2 separate regions of the Homo sapiens genome follow, and region 1 is linked to region 2. A link is a loop called in an ENCODE intact Hi-C map of the cell type or tissue named here. Cell type or tissue: B cell. All regions are shown on one strand.

Region 1 (2,500 bases), 420 kb after region 2:
TGGCCAGGCTGGTTTCTAACTCCTGACCTCAGGTGATCCGCCTGCCTTGGACTCCCAAAGTGCTAGGATTACAGGCGTGAGCCACCGGGCAGAAGTGTATGTTCAAACAAATACATCTTCAGAGTTAACAAAAGAAATATAAGCATGAATTTGCTCATAAATATTTCCCATTTCCTGACCTTCCTATAATTTGGCTTTCACTTAGGTTTTTAATTCTAATACAGAGAGTGCCAGGCACATAGGAAGCAAACAAAAATATATTGAAATGAATGATGTCATCCATGTTGAGCCAAACATATTATGTATATAATTAATAATAGCATGAGTTAAATTAATAAGACAGAGAAATGGTCAAAAAAAAAAAATACCATGGCTGGTCACAGTGGCTCACCTGTAATACCAGCACTTTGGGAGGCTGAGACGGGCGGATCACTCAAGGCCAAGAGTTTGAGACCAGCCTGGCCAATATGGCAAAACCCCATCTCTACTAAAAATACAAAAATTAGCCAGGTACAGTAGCACACGCCTGTAATCCCAACTACTAGGGAAGCTGAGGCAGGAGAATCATTTGAACCTGGGAAGCGGAGGTTGCAGTGAGCTGAGATCACACCACCACACTCCAGCTCAGGTGACAGAGTGCAAAACAAAAACAAAAACAAAAAAGGCCGGGCGTGGTGGCTCACTCGTATAATGCCAGCACTTTGGGAGGCAGAGGCTGGCAGATCATCCGAGGTCAGGAGTTTGAGACCAGCCTGGCCAACATGGCAAAACTCTGTCTCTACTTAAAATACAAAAATTAGCTGGGGCATGGTGGCACACACCTGTAATCCCAGCTACTCGGAAGGCTGAGGCAGGAGAATCACTTGAACCCAGGAGGCAGAGGTTGCAGTGAGCCGAGATCACACCACTTGCACTCCAGCCTGGGCGACAAGAGTGAAACTCCGACTCAGGAAAAAAAAAAAAACAGCATCATAAGCACAGCTCATTCCTAAAGGAAAAGATCACCCCTAATTTGAAAAGGTTTCTGGGCTCATTATCTTACTTTTCTTAGCTCATCATACATGTGCAATGTTTGGCCACCCTGTACATTAATCAGCTCTTACAACATCCCTGTGAAATAAGTAGATGAGGAGTATCATTAGCTCCATGTGGCAGATGGGGCAAACCAAACATGTGGAAATTAAATGACTCACCTAAAGCCACCCAGAAGCCAATGGAGGAAGTGAGATTAGAACCCACAAGCTTCTGCTTTCTGTGCAACCAACCCACAGTCCCCCATTGTGAAGCTGAGCTTGCTCCCAGATTGCCACCTGAGACGCTGGTCCTACTTAGTCACTAATGAGCAACATCCTTGCTCTGGGTGCCAGGGTGGAGAGAGAAGGCACCCGAGCCATGTTTCCTATCCTCAGAGAAAGAAAAATATCCAAACATCTTTAAACTTAAGTTTATTTTTCCCTTCTCAGTACGTAGATAAATAGTAAGTAATTTGAGAAGAAGCTTTATCTTAAAGAAAAATAAGAGATTCAAAGGACAATTGCAATGGGCCTTTTTCAGATTAAAGGGATCTAAAACATTTCTGTTCAATGAGCTTGAAATGAAGTTCAAATTCAGTTCATAAGCTTATCTCCAAATTTCATTTTTTAAAGTACCTCAAACATAAACTCCCACTCAACTCGATCAAAAGCCTCTCCTGCTTCAAGAGACAGAGCAACAATCAGCCCCCTTGTTCATTTAGCCAAGTCAGTGTTCTTAATCAGCATAAAAAACAACAGGAGCCAACGGGTGGTTTTTTAATAAAAAGTGGTTTGATGAGGCTCCAGGCTGGTGGCAGCATTCTCAGCCCAGAAAAATATGAGTCGGGTCCTCAAACACGCAAACAGGCCCAAGAACAGGGACCCACTCCAATAGCCGATATTTATTCAAGCCTCAAACCCTCTATTATGTACTAACTTCCACCTCATCTCCCTGCTTCTCCCTGCTCAGCATTCCACATTTCCCACCCTCGTTTGGATCAAGGTTCAGTGCCCCCTTTCTCACTCCCAAAAATATGTCATTTGGAATTTTCTTCCCTTCCCTTCCCTCTCAGCAATTTGGTGCTAAAGCCTTTAGGTGGGGCAGAGCAGGATAACATCTGTGACTAATGAGGGAAGCCACCGTGGTCCAGAGCTGGGTGTTGGAGCCCCAGCAGGGTGAGAAAAGTGTCTGCACAGGAGGGCTGCTTGCTGTGTGGTGTCAGAGACTGAACAGGATAGGACAGTGTTCCTGCAGGGGCAGCCTGGCTTGGGGTGGCAGAATCCCAGTGGAGTGAAGAGGGTGTCCCCATGGAAGGGTGGCTGGGTATAAAGTTTCAGAGTCCAGGTAGAGTGGGAGGACATTCCCAGGATAAGAGCACAGAAGGAGAATAGGACACTAGTTACAAAGAGGAGATTAGTCAAATAAGTAACTTATTAAGGATAATGAAAGCCAGGTTTCCCATTGTTGGAGGAGGGAGTCACAAATA
Region 2 (2,500 bases):
AATACATTTTACTTGTTTTTGTGTCCCAGTGCCAGCTCCTTAATGGACGATCAGTATATACTTCCTAAATGTATATATAACATCAGTTCCCTGTGAACATTTTCTTAAGACTTTTAGTTGTTAGGTTATTTTAATTAACTCTCGTATCATGGTTGCTCAATACCTACTGGGTGCCAACCTGATGGTACATGGTACATATTACTGATCCCTCTTCCTGGATTTCTCCTGAGGTGCTGTGCCTGATTAACATCTACTCACCCTTCAGTCTCAACTAAGACCCCACTTCCTTCCAAGCTCTCCCTAATCATGCTGAACCAGGTTCTTCCCTTCCAAGGTATACCTGTAGCACCCTGTGCTTCCACTTTCCTTACCATGTGAAGAGACCAACAGCCCATCAAACTGGTATGGAGATACTTCAAAGTAAAGACATCTGAGCTGCAGAAGATTCAGAAAGAAATCTTTGAATTTCCTTCATCTGACAGTGTTTTATGAGAGTCAGCTGCCCCTGAAGCCCCTTTGGGGAGGTGTCCATTCAAGAAGGTAGTGGCCTTGCACAACAGGACAATCCAAAAAAATGGTGTGAATGAGCCCCATCAGAACCTTTCAACCTTTGAAACTCTAACTTCTGCCCTTCTTATTAGAGACTAATAGACTGTCTTACTAGACTAATAGTCTAAGAGACTCTAACTGTTCTGGGAGCTACTCTCTATATAAGGTACTCCTGCATGCCTAATATATTTTTCTCCTATTAATCTGTTTATTGTCACTTAATTCACAGGCCCCCAACCAGTAGGACCTGAGTTGGGAGAGGAGAAGTTTTTCCTCCCAGCACATGACACTGTTCATTACAAATTAATTTTAACATGAATATAAGCTCAGAGAGCAGAGATTGAGTTTGTCTTACACTCATTGAATCATCTAGAAGTTTCCCTAAGTCCTTGCTTATCCTTGACTATTTTTTTACTTCATTCACACATGAACAACAAATTAATGTACTACAGTATTTTTGAATATGGAATCCGTGTACTATAGTATTTTTTTTTCCAAAGCTAACTGAGTATTTCTCAATTGAACTAGTTATTTGATCCTTGATAAATATACTCCTTATTCAAGTCCTCACCCAGCCCTCCAAATCCATTCAATGTTTCTCTACCTTGCTGTGACCACTAAAAGGCTCACAGCTGTTTTCTGCCTCTGTTGGCCCCCTTGCCTGCTGGCTCCGGGCTGGGTTCAGGCAATGGAAAGTACCAGCAGGTGATCAGAGGGCAGGAGGGGAGAGAGAGGTCAGAACTTACCTTTTCCCCATTTCCCCTAGCCCAGTGCAGAATCTCTTAACAGCAGCTGTGTCCCTTTGTGATTTTAGAACACATACAGGGCCCCTGCTCTGCTAACTTTACTTCCTCTTCTTGTTTCTTTAGCCCAAGAGACATCAACAGGTTGTTGCTAGTCTCTGGGTGCCTCACCTTCCTGTTTGCTCTTTTAATCCTTTCGGTAAGTAGTGCCTTTATTAAAGTCTCTTCATGAAACCATCAGAGGTGGTTGCTGTTTCCTGCAGGAATCCTAACAGACACAGTAGATAACTTGGTGGGTTGTTGTTGGTTTTATTTTGTGTGCGTTGCGGGCCGGGGGCGGGGGCAGGAGTAGGGGGACAGGGTGGTGAAAATGTCTAGGATTTTTACATTCTGTTAATGATTGAGCATTGTCATTGTTTTGTTATGACAAAACAACGTGAATGGGAATGTTATTCACACCTTCAATGTCCAGATGTTTACACTGAGTTTCTCTGGATCTTTTCTTATCTTAACACTTTGATCTTTGTTTCTGGCCCAACAATTCAGTTGTCTCTTTTGGGAATTCTATATTCCTTGATTGAATCTCCGTGATCTTTTCCCCATATTTTTAAATCTCACTCATCACCTCAATCTTTTACCCATTTCTTCTGTGTTCTGGGAGAGTTTTGCAAATTCTTTTGTACTTCACTAACTGATTTTCTTCTATTGGCTGCTTCCATCTCTGTTTTAAATTTGGCAGTCATGATTTTCAAATTCAGGCAATCCTTAATTATTTTAGATGTTTATTCAAGTTACATAAATGCAATTCTCTCTTGAATCTTAACAAGAAGACAAATCAGTTGTTTTTTCAAAACAGTCTACTGAAAATGGCTGTTCTCTGAGTTGGATCATCACCCTCATCCCCCACATTTTTTTGGTTTAAAAATACATTTGTAGGCAACATGATTTTTCTGTTTACCTATTGTCCAAAGAATGCTATATGCTTGCCAGTTTTGCTTATAGTTGAGTAAAACTTGAGATGGTCCCATCAAAAATATTGATATATTTGTACAAATCCTTTCAGAGGGGTATTAGGGGAAAAGCCTTCAGAAGATAGTCAGTTCTTGGGTCCAGCATGGAGGCAATCAGAAATGACCTGGAGCTTGAGTTGCTGCCAGAAACCATGTTTTATTCCTTTTTGTATTTCTAGCACAATATCTGATAATGAA

The links. Hi-C counts contacts between places; a loop is a spot of excess contacts. Peaks named below come from ENCODE experiments on the same cell type or tissue, not always from the same donor. Only the 100,000 strongest peaks of a DNase experiment are listed, where the experiment ranks them.
Region 1: a loop joins it to region 2, with 10 times the contacts of the local background. A loop is called at or near these places in 2 of 110 quality-filtered maps.

The regions. Positions count from the first base shown.
Region 1 is chr6:87,755,776-87,758,275 of GRCh38, reverse strand. No RefSeq gene overlaps it. Among named protein-coding and RNA genes, the nearest start is that of AKIRIN2, 55 kb to the right of the region's middle. In B cell, no CTCF peak of the experiment used is centred here; a DNase peak (open chromatin) is centred at 1,235; H3K27ac peaks cover 893 bases.
Region 2 is chr6:88,178,682-88,181,181 of GRCh38, reverse strand. No RefSeq gene overlaps it. Among named protein-coding and RNA genes, the nearest start is that of CNR1, 14 kb to the right of the region's middle. In B cell, a CTCF peak has its summit at 1,144; a DNase peak (open chromatin) is centred at 1,301; H3K4me3 peaks cover 1,745 bases; H3K27ac peaks cover 1,960 bases.